Linked DNA regions of Homo sapiens: region 1 is linked to region 2. The links are chromatin contacts, found by Hi-C or POLR2A ChIA-PET in ENCODE. All regions are on one chromosome and are shown on one strand. The core of a region is the stretch at or near the end of the contact, and the rest is flanking DNA. Distances in the headings are between cores, read along the strand shown. Region 1 has its middle 38 kb from the start of LINC02392. Region 2 overlaps POC1B-AS1 (POC1B antisense RNA 1).

What was found. Hi-C counts contacts between places; a loop is a spot of excess contacts on that map. ChIA-PET counts read pairs that join two places held with the same protein, here RNA polymerase II (POLR2A). Pooled maps may share reads with other maps.
Region 1: a map of endothelial cell of umbilical vein shows a loop between it and region 2 (5-fold over the local background). The contact joins two enhancer-like sites. A Hi-C loop is called at or near these places in 7 of 168 maps with a recorded cell type or tissue (A673, B cell, CD4-positive, alpha-beta memory T cell and 4 more), 6 of 37 single-sample maps with no recorded cell type and 11 of 50 pooled maps. POLR2A ChIA-PET finds 5 or more read pairs at or near these places in 1 of 52 experiments (endothelial cell of umbilical vein).

The regions. Positions count from the first base shown.
Region 1 is chr12:90,328,541-90,334,523 of GRCh38, forward strand. No RefSeq gene overlaps it. Among named protein-coding and RNA genes, the nearest start is that of LINC02392, 38 kb to the left of the region's middle. Within about 2 kb of position 2,896, at least 2 of the 41 ENCODE cell types and tissues checked have a DNase peak (open chromatin) inside an H3K27ac peak, as active enhancers do.
Region 2 is chr12:89,541,446-89,548,445 of GRCh38, forward strand. POC1B-AS1 (POC1B antisense RNA 1) reads left to right here. Exons shown (of 2, transcript NR_146294.1): 2 at 1-97. Among named protein-coding and RNA genes, the nearest start is that of POC1B-GALNT4, 19 kb to the left of the region's middle. RefSeq lists a silencer at 3,670-3,739. Within about 2 kb of position 3,571, at least 7 of the 41 ENCODE cell types and tissues checked have a DNase peak (open chromatin) inside an H3K27ac peak, as active enhancers do.

The sequences.
Region 1 (5,983 bases), core at 1,646-4,145, 790 kb after region 2:
ACCAATAAAATTAGCTTCCTGCTACATGAGAAAGAAAGAAAACATAGTTATTGAAGGTGCTATTGGCAGTCTCTGCCTAACTGAAAATACTGAGTTTCAGTTTATCTGAAAACAAAAGATAAAAATATATACATTTTAAGGTGTTTATGATCATTAACCAAGACAAAGGACACTAACGCTGCATTACGGGTTTTCTGCACATGTTACATGCAAAGTAACAACTCCATTATTTAAATAAGGTGAAATACAAGGTAATTTTCAAAGAAAGTCATACCAGCTCCCAGATGTTTATGAGTTTGCTTAGGATTCAAGTCCATTAGCACTTTTTATCCAAAATTGAAACATTCTTAACCAAAAAAAAAAAAAAGAATATGAATATTTTACCCAGGCAATTGTCTTGACTTTTTTGTTCTGAAGCAAGAAGTATATAGACAGATGTCCCTCCTATGCAGCTAAGTTGGAGATTCATTGATGGAGAATGACTGACTTCAGATTTCTGGAAATTCTGAGTGAATGAATCTTGTGAGGTCATAGTGAAAGGCGTTCATGGGATTTAATTTGATTATGCCTCTATCTAATACGTGCATGCTAATGACCCTCTGTATGTCAAATGTCCTTGCAACACCAGTGAAAGAAGAAACTTTTTATTTTCCTCAAAGAACTGAAAATCTTCCTACAAGTATAATTGATTAGAAAACAACAGTTTGGCCAGGCGTGGTGGGTCACGCCTGTAATCCCAGCACTGTGGGAGGCCAAGGCAGGCAGATCACCTGAGGTCAGGAGTGGGAGACCGGCCTGGCCAACATGGTGAAACTCCATCTCTACTAAAAAATACAAAAATTAGCCAGGCATGGTGGCGGGTGCCTGTAATTCCAGCTACTTGGGAGGCTGAGGCATGAGAATTGCTTGAACCCAGGAGGCAGATGTTGCAGTGAGCTGAAATCTCGCCACTGCACTCTGGTCTGGGCAACAGAGCGAAACTCCTTTACAAACAAACAAACAATCAACAGTTTGTTACCAAGGATTTTGTTTAGGGTGTGCATGTGTCAGTGTTGTGCATTCTGTGGCAATGCTAAGAAGGGAGCTTATGCTTCCATCTTTGGACAACGAGACTCATAAACTTCTTTAGAGATGAAAGGGAAAATTTTACTTTTTTTCTCTATCTTAAAATTATTTCAAGCCCTGAAAGTCTTGGAATCATCACTTTCTAGCTTGAAAGGCCCAAGAAGCAGAGTAGTAAGTTGCTACTTGTCCCTGGATCTTCAAGGTAAAATATGCCCTTGTCTATGTTTACAGAGTTTTTAATTAAAATGCCCCATGAATTTAATCTTATGCCAACATTTTGAGGGATTTGGTTTTCTCATAAAATTGGGATTACACTTTCTATTTGTCGATGTTTTCTTTCACTTTTACAGTGTAGTATGTTTCTTACATTTTTATTATATATTCCTCATTATATCTCACGTCTGTATCTTTTATGTTATACCTTTTTCAAAATGCTTTTTATTTTTTTCTTTCTTATTTTATCTAAGTTAATTCAGAATAATGATTTTGGATTTCTTTGGTTAGGGATTGGCAAAATGATTTTTAAGTGTTTTTCAAATAAAATCTGTACACAGGTTAAAAAATAGTCAAAGGACTTAATAATTTTGTTATGTTCTTTGATAAAATTTTTACATACACTCGGTAGAATGCTAAGAAATTTTAGCTTGTAACCAAAGGAAGATTTATTATTTCTGGCTGCTTTCTTTTTCCATGAAATGTGTAGATATGCTATTTGACTTAAACCAAGTGTGTAGCCTTCTGATTCATAGTTTAGTTTGTCCTCAACTAAAGAACATACCAGGGTGTGCTTTTTGTGTGCCCGACATGGCTGCTTAAGGGAACTGCATATACCTTAATCCAAATCAAAGCTTCTGAGGAAGAAAAGATTGAACTCACTCAATATCATGTGGCTACTGAAGAATGAAAAGAACTAGAAAAACAACATGGTAGAATATTAGTAATGAGAATACCAATTAGAATTGGAAGCACTGTTTCCATTCTAAATACTCTGCCTTGACCACTCAGCAAAGGTGCTAACAGTATGTGTCATTGATCCCTGGGGTGCCTGGTAAAGTCACCATTCTTGAGACATTGTAATTTTGTAGGGGAACATGGCCTAAGAACTACAATGCAAAAATTTGGACACTGGTATTAAGGAAAGAGTTAAAACTTAGTCAAAAGAAAAGGGTAATTTAAAACGAGCAAAAGAGTAAACAACAACAAAACAACTACAACAGAGTGCTTGGGATTACTGAGATGTGGGTGTCAAAAACTTAAAGAGAGGGATTATTGTGTTCTAATAAGCAGACTATGGACATTTTCAGGTGGGGATAAATCTGTGTATATTTATGTATTAGAAAGTAAACTCAATAAAGTGAGCTAACTATAAAAGGTTATCACAGATTCGTTCAGTGAAAGGCATTCATTGACAATGGGCACAAGCTTAAGTGGTTGATAAGCATTCATCATTAAAAATGTATATATGTATATATACATACACATACATATTTTTAACATTTTCTATGTGCCTGGCATTGTTCATGACAATAGGTTTATAGGTGCTGAGGTGGAAAAAACAAGCCAGGGTCTCATTCTCATGGAGCTTATGGCAAAAAGAGGACACAAATACAAAGCTAATAATTACAAATACTTTTTTCATTATATTCAAAAGAGGAGCCATGAAGAAAAATACAGATGAATTTAAAATTACGTAATACGAAATCTAATTTATCAGCAATAGTGACAGCAGATTTAGACCTTTAGAAGCATATTTTTTCCTATGGCCCCAGTGTTTGTATATGGAGGAGGGAGTGGAGAGGTGGGCAGACAGGGAGAGAACAGCAGTCTAGTGGCCTGCAGCCAAGGGAGGAAACAACTTTGCTCACAATAGGCATCCTTAGCAAAGCCAAAGAACAGTGACATCAGCGTCTACACATTTCCCATGATTTCTAAAAATATAATCAACTCATTAGCAGGAAAACACTAAAACATACAATTTTTAAAAAATTAATGGATGGTTAGAGCACTTGGCTGTGAGATTGGGTAGTGCCATCTACATTTGGGTAATGGCCCCTCATATTTTCCATGCCTTATACTGCTGGGAAGACATCATGCAAAAGGAAGGCCACATCTTCTGTCTCAACCCCAACCATTTATTTCCCGCCTTCCTTCATCATTATTATTAATTAGAATGTTTGCAACTGTGAACTGTCCTAGTTTTTATTTTTGGCTTTCTCTACTAAGTCCAAGTATAAAGAGAACATACAATTCTCCTTGATGACCATCCCCTCCTTCAGTTACAGCAATAATTTTCCTAGAATGATGGTGCTATTGATTGCCCAACTGCAATCTCTGTGCCAGAAATGCTTAATACTATCTTGTCATTCACAATATGCTTAATGGCAAACAGGGGATTTACAGTCTGTCAAATTTAATGACCAGAAGAACCAATAAAATATGACAGGAAAGACTTCCTACTGTTTAGGAATGGAATGGTTCCATCTGCACAATGATGGCATGTTGGAAAATCCCTCTTGTTTAAAAAATTATATATATATATATAATTTCTACTCAAGAAAGAAAATGTACACGATGTCATACAGAAGAGAATGTTATAATTTAGAACAACATTATTCCAAACTTGTTTTTCTAGGTTAGATTTCTCAAAAGTGAATTTTTATGTTTCTTATTAGGATTGAAAATCTATATAGCCAATTTTGGCTCCCAGGAGAGTCTAAAATCCTCTCATTGATGAACCCAATACCTTATGCTCAGGCCTGAATACCAGAAAAGTAGGTGTTGTAGTAGCAGGAGAAATGGTGCTGGTGGATCTGGAGTTAGTAAAGTAAGTGAAACTCTTCATTCATTTTGCATTGTTGCCCTTTTCCGACACATACACACACACACGCACATGCACACACACACACACAGATACTGCTACTACAACCCCAGCAAAAGTCCCCCTCCTTAAATTATTGAGCAATGGTTCTCAAAGCAAACAGAAGAATCACCTGGAAGTGACTAAATTAATCTCTCTCCTCTAGATGTTGTGATTCTGTGGTCATACCTGGGCCTAGGAGTTGTTTTTGCTTGTTTTTTGTTTTTCAATGTGTCCCAATGAGTCTTATGCCAATGGTCTAATATGATGCTTTATGAACTCTGCATACACTCCAGTATAGTTAAACACTGTGTAATTATTGAAAACTGCTTGAATTCATACCCTGTTCTTCCAAATGCCACCTTGGACATGATTATTGTCTATCACATAAGGTCATTGTGAAGCTAAAGTAGATTAATCTTATAAAGATGTAAAACATGACTTTACATTTATAGATGCTCCATAAGCATTAGTTAGTATTGTTGGATGGGGTTTATTTTTGGTGGTGGTGTAGCTTTTGTTATTACATAACTATAACCTCAAATGAATTTAAGAAATAAAGATAAATATATAGTTATGAATTAGTGGAAGCCTCAGGACTCACAATTTCAAAATACAGTCAAATGCCATTGATGAAGTACAGGAGCTGGATAGCCACCAAAGGAGGCTTTGTCTTAGTCTTTTATGGAAACTACACACTGTCTCATCTCCATTTATCTCTGTATGTCTGCTTCATTCTCTCTCTCTTTGCTGACTCTTTGCTTTTTCCAAAGCATGGTGGATCATGGTCAGAACACCCACTCCTGAGTTTAAATTAATTCTTCTACCTGCAAGAGAAACACTAGCTCCATTAAGTCCCATTTTTATATTCCCAGAACAAAGATTCTGATTGATTCAGTTTATACCTGTTGATTATCTACCCTTGGTTCAATTGGCTATGGAGTGGCATGCAGGATCTGAAGTGGAAACAAACTGCTAAGACCCAACTGCGGTGTGAGAGCAGTTCTAAAATAGGAAAAGGTATGGGCTAGTTAGGTAGCCTTACAGGTATCTGCAAAAGGAAGTTTCAATATTACTGCAGTTAGTCGGTATTTCAAGATATCCATAAAATACATTGTGAGCTCTGTTCAAACAATTTTCTGGGATAGATTCCAATTATTATTTGGATTCTGTCTGGACTTTTGAAAGTAAAGATTAGATGATGTATCATTGGATGAAATGTAAGCCAAAATCTTTAGGGAAAACTGTGAAAAAAAAATCACTGGTGTATCTCCCATTTCTGAACTTTTTTGTGCCTACCATTTTCTGATGACTCAGGTTCTCATTTGCCTCTTTTAAAGAAAAACAGTAGCACTTAAACTTGTGTTTTAATGTGTTACTATCAGTGATATCTGCACTTAAAAGTATCATGGACTAGCCAGTGCAAACCTTGACAAAAAGGAATGAATTGACAATAGAGGCAATGGTGGGAAAGCTATTTTTGAGGGCTAGGCCTTTTTGGCACCCCTTGGATTATGCTGAAGTTATATTAATGACTATTTTATTATGTTCCTGGTTATCTCTGCCTGTTAGGTGAATTCAGTTTGTTTGCAGAGTACAGATGATTTGTGGTTGTATCCAATCACTGAGTCATTGCAATGACTGAAAGTTACATCCTCACTGTAGTTTGGACTTTTGCCATATTCCTGACCATCATTTGAACTTCAATTTTGACATGGAACCAGGCTATGCTGGTCATAGTACAAGGCCCCATTCACTGTGGTATGTCTGACCTTTCAAGGTTCCCCCTGAGCAATGATTCCCTGAAAATAAATGGCCTATACAACTTGATGTCTTATCTATTCATATAACTGCCTATTTGTTTTAAATACATTTTCATGTTTTAAACTTCTTGTGTGATGTTCTTATAGGCAAGCATTAAATATGTACATGTTGGCATAAAAAAGATTATTGCTTTTATTTTACTTGTCATTCTCTTCATCACTGTAATTTAAGTTACAACTGTTCCTATAAACAATATGAAATTGCTGATATTTTACCATTTTCAATCTACTAAAATGG
Region 2 (7,000 bases), core at 2,321-4,820:
GTCAGGAGAGAAAAGTTTTCATGTTAAATGAATTTCAGAGGTTTGACTATGACATAGAAATGGATATTTTAATTACTGAAATAAAACTGTTTTGTAATTAGAGGTGACTGGAAGACATTTTATCCTCAGCAGAAGAATAGATAAGGATAGGACCTTCCCTCCCCCTTGGACCCCACCAAGGTTTTATCCAGAGGCAGAGGAAGAAGTAACCCTTTATGTGAGTTTGAATGGGCAGAAGAAGAAAAGGATGAAGTTGTCTTCTAATTGCACTCTATGAATGTTGCTTTTTTGTTAACATAAATGTCACATATATTTTTAGCTGGTGTAACAAAAAAAAAAACATCTCAAGCCGGCTTGCATAATAACAGCTTTGGGCACAGTCTGATCAAGGCCCCGGTTCTGTTTGCTAGTGATCCTCCTGATTCTGCCCTCTCTCCATGCTAGTTTCTTCCTCAGATTGACATTCCTCTTGGTCACCAGATGCCTACAATCAGCGGGTGCAACTCTCTGCTCCCTGCTCACTTCTGAAGGGGAGAGCATGGATACCAACCACAGAACAAAGCCCTGCAGTCTCCCGCTGAGTAGAACACCCACGAAGAAGTGTTGGCCATTTCCCTATTGCCAGGGAAATATCATGTATTGGTTGGATTAGGCCTGTATTAATCCAGTTAATGGAACATAGTTAAACTATCCCAGACCCTCCATAGACACTAGAGAAAAGGTGAATCCAACCCAAATGTAAGACTGCTACTCAATAGGACAGAAAAGGCATGGATGTCAGTGAAATGGGAAAAAAAATGTGTGCCAAAGGAGATCAGGAAGGACTGAATAGAAGACATGGCCTTTGAATTGAAGCCTTTAATGAGGAAAGGGGATTGACATTGTATGAGGGCCAGGGTGGAGAGCGGGTTGTGAAGAGGATAGGGAAAATGCAAGGACACTGCGGATATAAGAATTAATGGGAGAATCATGGGCCACAAAGCAGCAGGATTATATTACAGAGATTGTAAGTAGTGTTTATTGAAGCACAGGGTACTGGGGAGGTGGAGGAAAGATGAAACTGTTAAGGAATTTAGACACAGCATGTAGTGGTTGGCAGGAAACAGATGACACTCTCAAACAGGGTAGTTGAGGAGAGCTAATAAAGGGACCATTTACCAAGGTGTAGTTAGGATTAAGAGAAAGCAAACTGGGATGGTGCTGTGCTATGGGCTAGCAACAGCAGGAAGTCATTTCTGTCCCTAGGTCTGAAGAGGGAAGCAGGGGAGCCAACACCAAGGAACCAGAGATCTTAGAGTCTGAAAGTCTGCATGATAGAAGCCATGGCCTTTAGTAGAGGGATCTTGCCTACTCTTAGCAGCCTGGCTTGGAGGGGCCTGGGGAAATAATACCCCAACCTCTCTCCTCTTCTTCAATATTGATGACTTCCATTGGTTAATATCAAACTGGAAGTTGGAGAGAAAGGGAGTCTATCTATACAAGTCAGCACCCTGTAGCCCAGAAGAGAGTAAAAAGGGGGTAAAAAGCAATTTCCGAGGGACAAACAGAAAACACCCAGCACAGAAGGAGGAACAAACATTTGGAGGAACAAACAGAAAATATCAGAAAACATTTTAATCCTGGGTCCTGGGACGTCATGGAAGGTTTTGAAGTTAGGAGCACCGCCATCCTCTAGGGGGAGCTCAAGCATTTCTCTCCACTCATCCCAAAGGCGGTGCATCAAAAGATCAGGGTGAAACTGACTTCAAGGAAAGAGCCCTCGGCTAGAGGAAGAAGCCTGGAGAAGTAAAGGGATTGCTCCTGGAATTGGAAATCTACCCTTTGCACTTCTATTTACTGCATTTGGATTGATTTGCAAGAATAACCATTAAAATAATCAAAGCTAAAAGTAAGTATGTACTGTGTGCCAAGTTCTTGACTCATTTGGCACAACTCTTCGGAGGTAAGCACCATTGAAATTCTCACCTTCTAGATTAAGAGGCTGATAGAACCTGGATTTGAGCCCATTGACAAAGGACCACTCTCTGCTCTGTTCTGTTCTCATGCTGCTGGTTTAGTCAGCTGAGTCAAAGGTTGCCTTTGCTTAGAAGGCCTAACAAAACCAGAGCAGGGTCCATGGAAAAGGAGACATGAAAAGGGACATATTTCCTGGTAAGATTTGTATTCATTTAACAATTTTAAGCACATATTTAATAACCAGGCACTCACTACCTGACAAGCTCTGAGCCAGGTGCAGGGTATCCGAGGGAACTAGGAGAGAGGCACTAAGTGCTGTACTAAGAACCTGAATGAGTGCATTTGAGTCCTGGGTCTGCTACATGTGTGACCTAGGAAAAGTCACTTAAATCATTTAACTGTCTCCTCATCTTTAACATATAGATGGTTAAAAAGTACACAGCACTTGGAATAATAAACGGGCAGATTGTTAATGTTGAAGGTGTGAGCTGCTGTTCTTACAACACAATGTCAGCCCTTGAAGCTCTTACAGTAGATGGAAAGATGGAGATGAGTAGGATCTAATTATTGGCCAAGTGCAAAGGAGCTAAAAAGGCCACCCACGCTGCTACTTACTTCAGCAATACCCAAGGAAACAAGGGCAAAAAAAGAGCTCTAGAGGCTCTTCTTGGTCTAGCCCTGCTTTTGAGTTTGGGGCCAAAGCTCTAATTCACTCTAATTCAGGGGTGTTAGCAAGGTTCTTGTCTGGCATTCTAGCTCTGAACAGTTGATACCAGCTTCCTGAACCATGTGTTAAGAGAGATCTCAGACTGCATGTAGAGAACGTATGCCTTGAGAGATAAGTGATGTCTGCCATTGATTGAGGGTGGAGAGGAGGAGCCAAGTGGTTCTAGAACAGTGTCCTTTTGCCTAGAATGTCCCTACAGCAGGAGCAGCTGGGCAAGACTCAGAAGTCCTGATTATAATCACAGATTAAGGTGACCAACTATCCCAGTTTGCCTAGGACTGTTCCAGTTTTAGAACTGAAATTCCTGCAACCCAGAAAACCTCTCAATCTTGGGCACATCCCAATCAGCTTTGCAGGCTTTCTCTATCTGACAATACCAAAAAAAAACAACAACTATGAGCTCTGACTAGAAGAGATTACTCTTTTTGTCTTGGCCAATTTCAGCCTGTGAAAATGCATCTTATTCTGGCCTGTATGTGCCAGCCATATGCCCTCAAATGTTCCCCCACTTCACAATAGCTGACCTCCATACCTCTCTCCTTTCTCAGCTATTTTTCCTGCTGTATCCACTGACGCCTTAGTAGGAAACAGATGGCACCATCAAAGGGTTTAGCTGAAGAGAATTTCATACAGGGATTATTTACAGAGGCGTGGGCAGGGTTAATGGAACCAACAAGAGCTGGGGAGACAGTCAGGGATTAGCTCTTACCACAGGAGGTCTGCAGGGACAAAGGGAGGGGATGCTGTTACCAGCCTGGTAAGAGCTGAAACTGTGCAGGAGAGGTCACTGGGCCTGGGAGCTGGAGCCTCTGTCTCATCTGCGGTGTGGCAGAGAGGAAAGAGGAGGAGGGCATAAAAATCCCTGGCCCGGCTCTCCTCCTGCCCTCTGGCCTCTTGCCAGTAGTTTCTTGCCAGAGTGCAAGGAAAAGCAAATGAAACAACAGGTCTAGTAGAGGGCAGCCTCCCAGGCCGCAGAGCGTGACAGGAAAAGGCAGAGAACAGATCTAAGAATAACCATCCCAGGCCACCCTATTGTCACTCAGCTTCCATTCTAACACTTTACTTAGCCAAAGAAACTCAGGTCCTCAACACAGGGAAAACATAGTCTCATCAGCTACTGTATCACTGAGTGATGATGTATTTCAGTCATATTACTTCCTGGACCCTAAACTGTAACTTTAGTCACCACCAGGATGCAAGGCAGCAAAGAAAGGTAAAAAAATAAATAACTATCATACTACAGCTCCACATCTAAGCATTTCTAATCTAATAATCCTGACTTCCTCCTCCCAGCACTCGTTCCATAATTCTTTACCCTCACCTAGCATCTTGACAGTTAAGGTGTCTTACTTGATGGGGTGAGCCAAACCTTCCTTGCCACAGGATCCGGGTGGTTCCATCTTTGTTGAGTTGCTGCCGTTTCTCATTGGCCATTACTACTGGACATGGGAGTGCAATGAATCCCATGGGCTCTAGATACAGTGTTGTTTCCATGTGATAGCAAAAATCCCAATTTCTCCTTGATAATCAAAATTAATCATACCAGTCCATACAAACAGCCAATGCTCTGCCTTTGATCAGTGTTGTGAACAACCTGAAATGTTGAAGGGGCATTCTCAGTGTTTCCTAGTAGAAATATATCTCCCCCTTGGGCACAAGAACCTCACGCCCATTAGATGCAATGTTTTAGGGACAAGAAGACAGTATTATTGAAGTGGGTTATTACTCATCCTGAGTTCCCAGAGCCATGTATTCAACACCATGTATCAACCACTGATCTGACCACTTATAGGACAGCACCCCAACTTCACAAGATGTTGTCTCCCAGCAGGCTCCATAAATGAGCCTTCGATAGGACATTTCATCATTCCATCAATCTAGCTGCTTCCAGGTAAGAACAATGAATTCTACGATGTGAGCGTAATACCACAGCTGTTTCACTGTAAATGAGTTCCTTGATCAGTGACAATGCTGTGTGTGACACCATGGGGATGAATAAGGCAGCCTATCAACCACATATGGTAGTGCTGGCGGAAGCAACATGCACAGGAAAGGGAAGTTACTCTCCAGTATATGTAATTATTCCCATGAAGACAAATTCCTGCCCCTTCCATAATGTAGTGGTCTGATATTATCAACCTGGGTGGCTGATACTTCCAAGAAATAGTGCCAAATAAGGGTTCAGTGTTGCCTTCCGTTTTAGAAATCTGGGCACTCAGCAGTGACAGTGGCAGATCAGCTGTGATGTGAGGAAGTCCATGTTTATTTATTTCATTGCCTCTGTTCCTATTCCCATGGCCACTTTGTACATGAGACATTTACCCAAGCACAAACATGGCCAGTGTCTTAGCATGCTCAACTGCTTTAACAAAACGCCGTAAACTGGGTTGTTTATAAACAGCAGAAATTTATTTCTCACAATTTTGGAGGCTGGGAAGTTCAAGATCAAGGTTCTAGCAGACTCTGCGTCTGGTGAGAGCCTATTTCCTGGTTCACAGAGGGCCACCTTCTGTGTCTTCATATGGTGGAAAGGGCTATGCAGCTCTCTGGGATTTCTTTTATAAGGGCACTAATCCCATTCATAAGGGCACTTAACTTCCCTGGGGACTTAACCTCCCAGTGGCCTCACTTCCTAATACCATTCACATTGGTGATTAGGTTTCCACATATGAGTTTTGAAGGGACACAAATATTTAGACCATAGCAGCCAGGGAAGGAGGCTCACTACAACCAAGGGATAGGTCATCTTGGCCACCTCCTCATTTAGCTTTCTGTGAGGTAGATGTCCTCTGGGGGAACATTTATATGCTATTCAAATAGCCTCAAAGACTAGCCATTTTTAGAGGTCCATTATATAACTTCCCTTTAGGTGATCTTGGCACCAACCTTCCAGGTCCCTGATAATTTGACCAACCCATTAGCCCCTGCCTGTGTATTTCAGGAAACCTCAGCTTATCCCTTCTTTCATGTCAGTGGCCAACCAGATGTACTTCCTGAAGTTCTGTCTATGGGAAGATTTTCCTATGGCTTGCAGAGCCACCCCAGACAGATAATTCTTAAACCAGACCAGGCCACTGTCACCCTCTTTTCTCATCAAAGGGTCATAGGGAATACCCGGGGAGACCAGAGGTACGGTTTGAGGGAAAGGCGGGAAGCAGTAAGAAGTCTGACTCATCAGCTTTTGCAGAGAAGAGAAGTGCTGAGAATAGATCTGAGGGTGTGAGGGGATAAAGAATAACAGCTCACCCACGTCTGTGCAGTTCTTTACCCTAAAGTTTAAGTGAAATGATTCTTCATCAAGCTTCTTCTCACTTGATTTAAGAAAATCCTTAGAGATATAACAGCATCAATATTGCAAACCAATAAGGAAACAAAGCAATAGCTTAGCCCTTGACATATATTTCTGATAAGTAATGTATTTCATGGTCTTTCCTAAATGTACATGAGGTAGAAGTAGATATATCCAATGTCTATACTTAATTGATTTTTGCCAGAAAGTCTATCTTGAAATGTGAGCTTCTGATAAATTCCTTCTATTTGTGCTTTTTTAGAACAAGTTCCATTTTTATGTTGTCTTTGTCAGTGACGGAGGAAATCAGATCAATTTTTTAAAGTCAGTTTTTTATATAAGCATTACTGAAACTATTGAAATCTGAATATGGTGTTTTTAAAATAAACTGTGTTAAACTAATTTGTAATATCAGAAGTCAGGAAGGGAAGCATGAGGGGGCATCTAGGGGCTGGTAATGTTGTGTTTCCTCCTGTGGGTATTGGTTACCTGAGTTAATTTTTTTTTGTGAAATTACAACAAGCTGTGCACTTATGAAAGTTGTACTTTTCTATACATGTATTCTTATTCAATAAAAAGAAAAAAATGAAAGGTGCTCCATATAATGATGACCTTTTGGCAAACATTTCCATGAAATAGAAACTAGATGAAAAAATTTTATGAAATGCTGCGTAATTAGTGGATTCTTCTGGCTAAACAGCCCATCAAAAACACTTACTAAAGACCTAGAATTATTAAAGACCTAAGAATGCAATGACTTGCATTAGATATAGCTGATAGGCCAGTGAGAAGGACAACATATCACAGATTAATCAATTCATTCACAAAACGAAAACACTGAACACTTACTATGTGTCAGACACTAGTCTATATGCTTGAGGTTCCATGAGTAAGTAAATCATTCCATGTCCTTGTGGAACTGATGCCTAGTGAGGGGAGACAGCCAGCCAATTAACAATAAACAATGAGTAAATTACATGATATGTTAGATTGATAAGGGATGCTTAAGAAAAAGAGCAGAGTGAGTA